Regions from separate parts of the Mus musculus genome. Here regions 1 and 3 are each linked to region 2. Evidence: chromatin loops called from intact Hi-C (ENCODE). Cell type or tissue: left cerebral cortex. All regions are shown on one strand. Region 1 overlaps Gm34196 (a long non-coding RNA gene). Region 2 has its middle 110 kb from the start of Gm34246. Region 3 overlaps Gm17750 (predicted gene, 17750).

Region 1 (4,000 bases), 190 kb after region 2:
GCTGAAACCAAGATAGTTTCTGACATCGCTGAAACTTAAATATAATAGATGAAAATGTATTCAGGTCCAATCTTTCTGTGCACACAGAAGCATGGGCACAGGGCACATCCTAAATAAATATAGTAATTCTCACATACAAAGAAGGGCAGTGAAAAGTGCCAATAAGCTTGCTATTGGGAAATCTACTCCCCAAATTGAATTATTTTACTATAGTTTTTCCACTAAAAGTAAAAATTAAAATTGCAACATTTCTTGAAGTGGAAAAATAGGAAATGTATTTAATTAATGTATTTAAGAAGATTTAATTGAAAAGAATGTATTTGAAGTGAAATTCTGGTTATCTTACATTATACCTACTTGCTAGAAACAAGGAAGTCTAATAGTGTAATCTAGTGAGGTATTTAAAAAATAGATGTTTCAATTAAAAAAGTATTGCTATTTTTTTGTGGAAACACAAGTCAACAAAGAAATTAAATGAATCAGGGCGTGTATAACAAAAATCATAAGACACGTATTTGAAGGCATTAAATATAGTTAAAATTAGATTAGTAGTACATTTGTCACCTAACTAAATGTAGTCTGTATCAACTAACTTAGGAAAGCTGGAGAGATTTTGAACTGGCTGGCAGCATTTATAGAAATGTATGCAGAGAGTCATACTTTAAAAAATAATTAGCCTCTAACACATGACTTGGAAACTGTTTTGCAAGTCAACATGGTTTAATATAAGAGTTGGATACACTGACTTTAAAGCAGTAGCTTTAACTTTCAAATGCTTAATTTTCACTCAGAGTATTAGGAAGATGTGAGAATCAAAACAGGAAAGGAAGATTTATAAATCATAATATTAATGCCAAGTGTTTAAAGCTATTAAAAGTATATAAGTCCTAACTTCAAAAGTTAAACTTACAATTTCAGGAAACCCATGAGAGGAAAATATTGATAAACAGTAAGAGAGTTTTCAGTAAATCCTATGTAATTAAATAATAAAACTTAATCCAGAGATGCAATTAAAATTTAATTGAGGAAAAACAATACGAAGAAAGGAAAAATTTTCCCAAACACACTAGTTTTGTCTTTGTCTTACTTTCTATAGTTATTGTACCGGTCTGAGAAGCTTTTCTTTCTGTGTATATTTAGAATTGAAATCCTAAGCCAGGTCTTAAATAAAATAATCAAAGCTTTAGTGTTTATGCTTTATAATTTTTCTAGGAAATATTTTCATCAAAAACAAAGGGGATACTAATATTCTTTCAACAGAGTAACTGAGTTCATGGAGTTAACCGTGGTATTTAGAGTTCTATTTTCATCTCACACAAGCTTTGTTTCTGTAGTTTTCGCATGCAGTCAGAGTCGCTGCAGATATTAAATATCCTTTCTGTAAGTGCCATGATGCTACTCCAAACAGGTTTCTGAACTGAATATTATTTAACTTTGATAGTAAACTATTAATTTGGTATCTTTTCATCTAAGGAAATCTTTTAGTTATGACACTTCCTTTTTATTTTCTCTTTCTTTCTTTCTTTCTTTCTTTCTTTCTTTCTTTCTTTCTTTTTTTCTTTTCTTTCCTTCTTTTTTCTTTTCTTTTGTAAGTATGTAATGACAATTTCTTACACAAATGGTGGGTTTTTTTTTTTTTGCACCTGAATATTTTCTTTCCTTTTTCTTCACACATCCCACATCTTCCCTTTTTTATTTATGGAGGATTATAAAATTATTGAATCATATAGCTACCCAGAGCAAATGTTCTTACCTGTAGTCAAGAAAAATGAAACCCTTTATCAGATTCAATCTATTTAAAGTAAACAGTTTTAGTCTGGGTAAGGCCTGTCGACAAGGAGCAGAAGTTATAGCTTGGCACAGAAGTTTAATTTTTGTTTGGAAATTTTTTGGTAGAATGTTTTTCTAAAATGCAGTCTGCTGGCTTATTATTTTTTTAAAGGCTGACAGTTAATTAGCACTGAGTCTTATTACAGAAGTCTCCTGTTAAGCAGACATATTCTAGTTCTACTGAAGTGATTGTCATCAAGGGGTTGTTTGCTGTGGTGCTCACAGATGGCAGAAAAGACAGCCTAGGAACGCAAACAGCCTGATAATCAAGATAGCCTTAAAATATGGGTGAATTTTCAACTCTGGTTCTGGTAGCAATCGCTTTTCAAATATCTTGGGTTGTTATGTCCAAGTGGTTTACTTTAAAGCAGTCTTGTCATCAAAGGGGTCCCAGAGTCAAGAATAATTATGATAATTACCTAGAATTGCACCCCCAAATAATCATCATAATACTGAATCTTAACCAAGTACAATATTGTTTGTGCAATACACTGCTACATTCAAAAAGATGAAGTGCTAGACAGCTAAGATCTATTCTTGTCTGACAAAGCAACTATAATTGTATGACTTTCTGGGATAATGGTTTAAACAAAAGTAAATAGTAAAAAAAAATGCAACCCCCCCAAAAAAAAGGATTGGAAAGCTTAGCTGTGTTTAGTGCCCATTGATGAGAGCAGTGTTCTCTGATCCATGCTGCTATTGTTGGGTTTAGTTTGGCCCCCTCTCAATCAATATCTAACAGGGCATGATTTAATAAGGGTTTATAATCTCCAAAAGTGGGGGGGGGGGGGCAGGGTGGTTGTGGTATTGTCATTCATCAAAGGGGGCCTTTCAGGTTTCTTTGCTTTCACCTGCTGGGACCCATTTGGTCTCTTTCAAAGAGAATGCAATGACAAAATGAATGAGAAATGCTAGAATAAGAGTCCCTTATTCTGCCCAATAGTATAATCAATGGGTACTTGTAATCCCTATTGTACTGCACAGAGGTAGTTGTAAGACAATTAAATCTCGCTTCTCAGGCAAATGATTTTGGTAGTTAACCTGAAACAGCCAACAATATTGAAGAGAATGAATGCATTTGAAGCAATGATGTAATGGGATCCTGCCTGACCAGCAAAACATGCGTGCCTACTGACATGTGCATGCATGTATGTGTGTGTGCTTATCACAGTTGCTCCGTGTGCACATGGTTCATGAGTCATAGTATGACATGGTAAGCGGAAATAATTTCAAACAGTTTCACAACCTGTCTTTTAAATTTCTATTTTCAATAATTTAAAAATATTCATATTTCTGCAGTATTATACACTTTAAAATGTAGTTTCATAAACAGAAAACATTTACATAGTTAACATCAGTTTGATATGACAACCAATTTAGTTTTAATTTCATTTGCATCAGCTAAATTCAATTTCTCTTTCCCTCCATGCAGTTTCTGCTTAAATGTCAATGGGAACCTGTATTCTTCTGAAGGGATGCTCATTTTAACCTGTGTTACTTGTCCACTATCAATCAGATGCAATTCATATTTTATTTCCAGTATTATCCTTCAAGAAATCTTGTGGTTTAGCCTTTTTAGGAAAGAATAAAACCATGGACCATGATAAAATTGCAAATCACAAATTCTAAAAGATTTGTGAAGAAAATTATCCCATTATTGAGAAATGGCAGTGACTATTGAAAAATATAAAGGCAAAATAGTCAGAGTGGAGATAGCTGCATCAGATATGCGACAATGAATTTAGTTCAGAATCACATACGATGCACATATTTAATCTTTTAAATGTATTTAATTTCTCTTCTATTATGTAGAAGATATCCATAACCTATTACCCAAGTTGTCTCAGGAGCCTCAGTTGGCCTTTGTTTACAGTAACACAAAAGTCGTTTCTGGAGCACAGTACCTGTCACTAAACACACATGTGAAAAGAGAACTTTTATATGTAGAGGTGCATATTTCCTTCTCTAAAGGAATTTTTATTTTGATCTAGCAACTGAAATGTAACTGATGTATGTCTAGGCATAGGTATATGTATATTTTTCTGTGTTATATAGACATGTAGCTTCCTAATATGTAAGTAAAATAAGCTCTCTGTGTATGCCATTCCATATAATTTCCTTGGTAATCTAGAAACACTGAATACCAACTCTGACTATAAATGAACTAGAA
Region 2 (4,000 bases):
ATTTCAAAGTAAAGCAATATTTTGATTAGAGTCTACTCATTTATCTCAGTCTGTTCTCAAAATTGTAATCCTCCTACTTCAGCCTCCCAATAACATGGATTATGTGTATATACTGCTACACTCTGAATTTCGTCTCCTCTGAGTTAAGAACTACTGATAACGAGAGAAGAAAAATACTGAGTATCTATAATCCAATGATGGTCATCATTATGGCAAGGTACAATGGAAGTTTGAAACATCGTGGACAAGCCCCTATGTAGACTAGATACAAATATTTTAGGCCAGGGAAAATGCAGATTATTTAAAGTTATTTTAGTAAGTAGTTAAAATTACATTTTGGTATAAAATTTACCATATAACTGCCTTGTCTGTAAAAATTAGTGCTTAGATAATTAATGGATAATACTATAAATTTTTTTCCTGAAAAATCTTCTAGATAAGAACATGTATTTATTTGATTTATTTGACTATATGCAGCACAAAGAACTTTAATACAGCAAACTCTACTACAGTAAGGTATGAACATATTTTTCTCCATGCTTTTAGATTTAAAAGAGAAATCATTGGATTAGAAAATTTTGTCTATTTGAGTCATAGGAAATCATTGCAAAAATGATTTGATAATTTCTCATCAAAATGACCATATATCAATAACTGGATTGAACTTGGCATTAGACTCAGGTTATTCTGGCCAGTTGCATGCTGTATTTTAGGTAGTATTATTAATGAATGCTGCCTGAGTGCTTTTAATAACAAGGGACTCAAATATATAACTTCCCTCTAGTAGTTCTAAATGGTGGCCTGGAGCCACTCCTTAATTAATATAGACTCGTACTTCAACTGTAGTTATGGGAAGGAGACTGAATGAAGACAGCACAGCCTGAGATCAGAGGTCATCAAAGGCATGTCTAATTGCACATGTATTCAGTTTTCTCCTTCTTAAAATCCCCCCTCCTTTAGTGTCATACTTCACAGTAGTTCTCAGCAGCAGGACTCTTTGCTTGTTAATACACAGCTGATTTTATTCTTAGCACATAAAATCAGTGTAACCAACATCCTTGCAGAGGCATGGAAGTGAGAAAACTGCACTTCATAGCAGAGAGGCCTGTTTGCTTTTGTAACATGAATCAATATAGAGAAATCTTTGAGGGCAGATTTTTCAAATAGCAAGCTTTTCCATGTATAATATTTTTCACAATTATATGAAACAAACATATCAAGATGAGAAGAAAGCATTCTACTCCTGCCTAGATCTTCAGTGTAAATGAATTGTTTGTGTACTTTGTTCATTAAAGACAATTGTCTCTCCACAGATCTGGAGATATAGGGGTGGGAATCATTAGTGTTGGTAGGCTTTCCAGTGTCAATTACTAGAAAATTAATTCCAAACCTATCATTAACAAGCAAAAGTTCTGTGTTTATAGTTTCCTTTTGTGTAGAATATGAGACCCAGTCTGGTGCTTAAAGGACAGGGTTGTGGGTAGAGTGCTTAGCATGTAGTTCTGAGAAGGCACAGACCCAAGGTCCTTTAGTCTGGTAACAATAGATAACTCTCTGCTATTTTTACTTAAAATTACTGTTTGAATCTTCCCAAATTCAAGGAGTCTCAATTTAAGTCTATGTGTTTAATATCTGAACTATTAACTAATGTGCCCCATTTGTGAGATAGAGAGAAGCTTTTACTCTAAGCATGTACTAGATACACATCTCCCATCATTATTCAGACAGCCAATGCCTGCAAGTGAATCAGAGATTTACAAACAATCAAAGACTGGTCTTAGGTTCTTATCAGTTTCTCAACAGATTCTAGGAGGCTTAAAACCGCTAGGCTTTCAGTCTTTCACCAAAGCAGATACAGTGCTGTTCTCTAGCTGGATTTTGCATTATTTCGGGCTGCAGTCTTTCTTTGTGGTGTCTCCACAAGAAACCGGCGATGTCTACTTTTTTATGAGTAGAATGCGTTGCATTGTTCTGAGGTTTATAATTACACATTTGTGACTTCATCCCCACCAGCCTCGCCCCATGAATACAGATAACATCTTACAAAAGGGAAGACTGGGAAGGACTCAGACAGACAGGGTGGGTGGAGAGGGAGGCTGATGTGCTCAGTGACCATCTCCTAGCAAAGCTCTGGGGCACCTATTAGAGGAATTCGGCTCTCCATGATTCTGGGGTGGCCTATGATCTAAAACACTGGCCTTCTGTTTCATTGGCTATGAATTTACCCTTGGGAAGAAGAAATACTCAACCTATGGGTTGACATTTTATTTATATCGCATCCCTTGTTGAAGCTCTCAGAAGAACCCGAGGTGTCCGTGGCAATCCTTCTCTTTATTCAGATGGTTACAGTTTAAAATTTGAATAGCTGTTTATGCTGGGAGGCTGAACACCCAATCAGTAGTCTTTGAATTGAAGCTGTATTGTTCACTCATGGAAATGCCTGTTTCATCTGTCAGCTCTCTTTTATAGTGAGCCTAATAATTTATGCTTGCTAAAGATGTTTTCTGACCTGTGATTCCATTGCCAGTTACGAAAGGGCTTTGGCAGTATTCACACTTCCTTTCGTAATAGGGGGCCAGTAAGGTACAATTTAGTGAAATTACTGCTCCAGTGCGCTAATGGCGCCCAGACTCAGACTGGGGAGGGCAGAGGGGTGAGGGTGAGGGACCTCGTCCTTTAAAGGGGGCCACTAAGACTCCGAAGAATGGTATCCTGGGAAGGAGGCTCTTTAGGAGTTATGTCCTTCCCTGGAGGTCGGCATGAACCTGAGGGGCCCTGATGGTTGAGTTAACACACCTGCAAAAATTCTACAGGGAACTTACATTGTGTCCAGCTAAAACAAAGAGATCTTATTTTGTTTCTCATATATATATATATATATATATATATATATATATATATGCACATGCATTTTACATTTTGAAGAAGTGACCATGATTCCATTATAGTGACTAATTCAAAAACTGACAGCAGTAAAAATCTTTTGTAAGGAAAGCATTCACATGTACTTTCACTACAAATTTTTCATCATATTACTGTTTAAACCATATTATAGGAAATGAAATTTCTATAAATGGGTCATGCTGCGTCATAATTATAAACCACCCAGCTCTTTAATTTATAAGCTACTGCCAGACTCATCCTGAAGAGAATTTCTCTAATCGCGAATCGAGTTATCCTCCAGGTGAAATATGTATTATTTTCCTCTTCTTTCATGAAATTTTGCTGTCATTTCTCAAGCAGAGCCTATCCTGTCTTCTGTGTACATCATTTGTGCACCCCTTTTATAGTCACTGCTTTGGAGTTTCTTGAGGTTGTGATCATGCAGTCTTGTCTCTATGTTTGTCTTTTGAAAATGACATATGAATATTGGTCAATTGATTTCAAGAATATTTTTAATAAATTTATTGTAAATTTAGAATTGTTCTCTAGCTTTTCTAATTTGTCTGCGAAGCATGTGAATAGGCAGTGATATCATTAAGTTCACTCAGAGTACAGACATTATGTATCACATGGATTAATAAAAGAAGCAAAGAAAACTATAGATAAGTTCTTCGAAAAGGAATTTCTAAGAGACCTTGAATAGTCTTGTAAAAATTGGCCAAGTTATTTGAATAAAATACTTTAAAAGTTGATTGTCAATAGCTTTTGACTTTGATTATTATTAGCCATAAAAATCTAAAATATTTCTATTGAAACTTGAGCTTGTGGTAACTTGAGCTTTGAAGTCAACAGAGGGTTTTCACACTGCGGAGCTACTTAGCCATCCCTTTCGGGGGGGCAGCTTGAGGCAAAGCTTTTGCCTTACTTGAGTGCACTAGATGAGCAAGGAGCAGAATTGTAGCTGAACACGAGGCTTGATATGAGGTCTACCCCATGGTTTCATCCATGCCTCAACTCTGCCTTTCAAGTTACTGTCATTTTACATAAATAAGCAAAATATAGTATTGGTATGTTTGAATATTGCACCTTTATAAAAACAGCACTTCATGGGTTAGAG
Region 3 (4,000 bases), 510 kb before region 2:
AAAATACCGTGAAGGGAATGCAGTAGGAACACGTAGCCCTTGAGTGTTAGCCAAATGACAGCAGGTTTAATAGCAGGAATGGCTATGCTTGGGATCCATATGCATGTTCAACTCACACATTGAGGCAACGCAATAAAGCAGAGAGAAAGCAGCTGATACACAAAAGGGACCGTCTAGACAGTGCCCCATCAGTCTGGCTAAATTTGGTGCTGGCATCCCCAATGGGATTGTAATATAATTGTTCTGGTGTCTGCGTTCATTCCCCTTGTCAAACACCATTCCAAAAACACATCCTTCTCCCCCCAATCTTTCTTCTTCCACAAACATGAAACCCAAACTATACAGTGCTGGAGAGGGCATGAGATGGTCCAGGCCCAGGAAAACATTACAATTCAGCAGAATTGCACTGTTTAATTTCCTTTTTAAAAAAAAAAAAATTTCCCTGTTAGATAACTCTGATGTAATTAATTTCACTGAATCTTAACAATTTAAAATTACAGAAAAAATTTAAATGCAAATATAAACAGCCTTAAAATACTGAGCATCATAGATGAAAGCAAACAGGCCTTCTATTCCTTTGTACTCATTAACCTCTGTTACAAAATTTAACAGAAATCAGAGCTGTGGAAGTATAGAAAAGGACATGGATCATAAATCCTAATGAGGAAAAGGCTAATGAAAACAGGGTTAAGCAAAAGCACAGAAAATATCAATTGTGTGGGGTTTTTTTCTGTCTTGAGTTTAAAGCCACTGTATTTTCTTTCTCTCTAGACAGCTCATGAAAGTTACATTTCTGTGAACTTGTGAAATGAATGATTTTATGTCTTTGGATTTTTAAAAGAGAAATCAGCAATCTACTTGCTCATAATAATTATTAATTTATATTTTAAAATATTCTAGTTTAAGAAATCAAGAAAAATGAAAATCATTACTTAAAGAATAAAATAAAATATACATCATTAAAATGAATAATGCATAGATTATTGATAGAAATGTTTATAATCTAAAAACTTCCAAAACACTGGAATTAAAACTGTCAGAACCCACCGCCCCCAATGAAAATGCAGATTTGAAAGTTGATAATAATCTAACTGCATGCAATTATTTTGTTATCTATGGACACTGTTGAGATGTTTACATTAATTAAGAAGCCCATTTTTATAGCCATTTTTTAATACCCAGAAAAATGAGATTGGGAAAGAAGCTGGGCTACTGAGTGGGTATGTATTCCTGAGAGTGTGTCTGGATTTGTTTTTCTGTTTGGGGGGCTTGAATAACCCGTCCCTGGTGCAATAAAGAGAGATTTGTCTCCCTGCTTTCTAGCACTTTGGTGATGCTAGAGTAGGGTGCCAAGTAAGTTAAGCAAGTCTCCCATCCGCATCAGGAACCACCTTAACCTAGAGAGCTATCAAGGAAAATACTTTGGGATCTAGATGCTGGCTTTGACCAACTGTAGGAGGCTAAGAGGCAAACAGACCCACCAAAGTCTGACAAAGGCAAGAAGTCCCTGAAGACACAAGGCAAAAAGACAGAGCAACAACCCCATAGAAAACTACACTTACAGCAGCTCAGAAATACACAAATACCGTTTAGAAATGGCCTAAAATTCTCACATGGGAACAAAAGGTTAACTATATGATTAAGAGATATATTGTTCTGTTTTTGATTTAAAAAAAAAAAAAGAAACACAATTTGTGACTTCATATTTTTTTCCTTTCATCTTATAAAATTCTCATTCTGAATTTGAGCATGGGTACGAGAAGTACGGTAATTAACAGAGTCAACAATACAATATTTTAACAGAATATCCACCTGCAGCTGGTTCTTTGCTTATAATTGTTTCATTATTCATTTTATTTCTTGAGCACGCACTGGTGGAAAGCAAAAGAAAGGCATACTGTAGGCCTCCCTGAGATGAAACACTGTAGCAAAAGCTGAGTTTTATACTTGGTTTTCAAACTATTGAATAATATCCTATGAGACCTCTTAGGTCTTAACTGGATTAAAATGAATATATTTGTGCTCCTGCTCTTCAGTTAACTAATGTGCATGTGAATTGACGCTGCGAGGGAGCCACACTGAGAGTAGATGCAGGGGACAGGACGAGTGTCGCTGTGCAAAGGAGTGAGCAGGCTGCCTTTGCCTCCGACAAAATGAAAATGAGCAGGCCTTGGGGTCTGGTGCATTTTGTCGGGGCCAGAAGAGCAGCTGAGCTGAGGGATGAAGGGGGAGGGGAAAGGGTGGTGGTAAAAGGGAGGTGGAGAACAGGGTGTGGGGTGTGTGTGTGTGTGTGTGTGTGTGTGTGTGTGATCACTCTGAGGTTTTAGTTATGACTGTGGTGCTTGCGGTTTTTGTTTAGTTGTCTCGCAGCATAAACAGCCTTGAGCTTCAGGTTCAGGGTGGAGTGCATGCAAAGGGAATGTCAACGTAGTTCTCTTTCTGTCCTTTCCCCGTGGTTGCTACTCAGAAAACTGTGGCTGGGAAGGAGTGGGATGGGGGGGAGGTGAAGTAAAGAGAAGGGGGTCTGTCTGCAGCTGCCCCTCTCACACTTGAATAAAAGAACTTTTTTTTTTCAGGGGTAGGGAAGCTGTGAATACCTTTCCCAATAAGAGATGAGGCATATTGAAAACTATATTAAATTACCCTGATTAACAATTTAGCCACGAACAGGGGAGCTTTGGGAGATCTCTATAGGCAGGACTGGGGGCTATTCATGCCAGCAGCTAAGAGGTCGAAAGGTTTCTGAAGTTCACAGGCTCAGAGCCTTTGTTATGCTAACAGACAATCTCAAATCAGCTGCCTAGTGGAGTGTGAAATATAAATGATTCCTTGAGAACTTCCAGTAAGTTGTCACTCTTGCTCTCCAAATACCAGGACAGGCTGCTAATTTCTAGCAGACCCTTTTGCAACATCGCTAGCCCTAAATGAATGCCTTTGTAGTTCAAATAATCTTTTCAAGGGAGCTGTCCTATCATCATAGCCCAAACGCATCTTGGTTTTGACTATTAAATGAAAATCAGAGTTCAGCCCTGCTTGACTTTTCCAAGCAGCCGATGTTTGGGAAGGGTAGAGGCAGCTCTCATGCACAAGAAGTTAGCACCCACTGCAGGAGGGCCAGGGCATTAATAACAGCTACAGCCATGACTACCCCAACTCCAACCCCCACCCCTACCCCTACCAGGAACAAAGCTCCTGGAGAGATTTACAGGGGGCTCCCCTCAGGCTGGACTACCTTCTTCTTTCAACCATACCAAGTCTTCTCTGATTTATGGACCCTCTGTCCAACAGGACAGCCAGCTGACCTGTTAGCATCTCACTGGTCACTTTGAAGCAGCAACCTTAGGGATGAATATATTCATTCTTTAGGGCAGATGAGGCCAAGAAGAAGAGGACAAGGTGTATGTCCAGGCTGTGCCCTTAGTATCAGAAGCTTGTGCATATTTTTTCCTTTTCCCATAAGTGTAAAAGCATGGCTTAAGGTCTTGGGTAGAATCTGTGAGCATGTCCAGAGAACTGTCTTAGCTCTTCACATCTGAATCTCAAAGCTTTGAAAATAAGGAAAAACACTACCAGTCCAAACCTCATATAAGTTCTGAGAGCAACAATGAGAATGTACTAAGGGAAGTATGGCCAAATCAAGCGATCTAGTAGAAAAGGGTAGGGCCAATTTAAAAAATAAAGAAATCACAGAAGAGAGGGCAGAGCAAAGGCTGAGAGGCACCCGTCTCCATGAGTCTGCACAGAGAAACAGCAGCAGGCAACCTGGCCCTTAACATTTGGGGAGAGGATTTCTGACTTCACGGTCCTCAACTTTTTGTTGAAACACTAAAAGGTCCATAACATCTCTGAATTCTCCAAATAGGGCAAGGCTGATTTCTGGGGCAAATAAAAAGTGTGTGGGGAGGGGGGGGGGGGAATCAGATGATTGTATCTCTGAATACATTCTCACAGTAAGTTCTTAAACATGAGGTAACATGTGAGCAATAAATTGAAGACGCTC

The links. A loop is a pair of places that touch in the nucleus more often than their neighbours do. Peaks named below come from ENCODE experiments on the same cell type or tissue, not always from the same donor. Only the 100,000 strongest peaks of a DNase experiment are listed, where the experiment ranks them.
Region 1: it touches region 2 in a loop (12-fold over the local background); 2 of 42 quality-filtered maps call a loop at or near these places.
Region 3: it touches region 2 in a loop (6-fold over the local background); 2 of 42 quality-filtered maps call a loop at or near these places.

Annotation. Positions count from the first base shown.
Region 1 is chr13:84,749,670-84,753,669 of GRCm38, forward strand. All of the region lies in intron 2 of Gm34196 (a long non-coding RNA gene), which reads right to left. Among named protein-coding and RNA genes, the nearest start is that of Gm34246, 76 kb to the left of the region's middle. In left cerebral cortex, no CTCF peak of the experiment used is centred here; DNase peaks (open chromatin) are centred at 632, 2,067, 2,902 and 3,744; H3K4me3 peaks cover 1,199 bases; H3K27ac peaks cover 4,000 bases.
Region 2 is chr13:84,563,995-84,567,994 of GRCm38, forward strand. No RefSeq gene overlaps it. Among named protein-coding and RNA genes, the nearest start is that of Gm34246, 110 kb to the right of the region's middle. In left cerebral cortex, no CTCF peak of the experiment used is centred here; DNase peaks (open chromatin) are centred at 2,047 and 2,325.
Region 3 is chr13:84,057,031-84,061,030 of GRCm38, forward strand. The region is part of intron 1 of Gm17750 (predicted gene, 17750); the gene reads right to left. Among named protein-coding and RNA genes, the nearest start is that of Gm17750, 5.7 kb to the right of the region's middle. RefSeq lists an enhancer at 1,201-4,000. In left cerebral cortex, no CTCF peak of the experiment used is centred here; DNase peaks (open chromatin) are centred at 136, 1,404, 2,141, 2,891 and 3 more places; H3K4me3 peaks cover 700 bases; H3K27ac peaks cover 3,909 bases.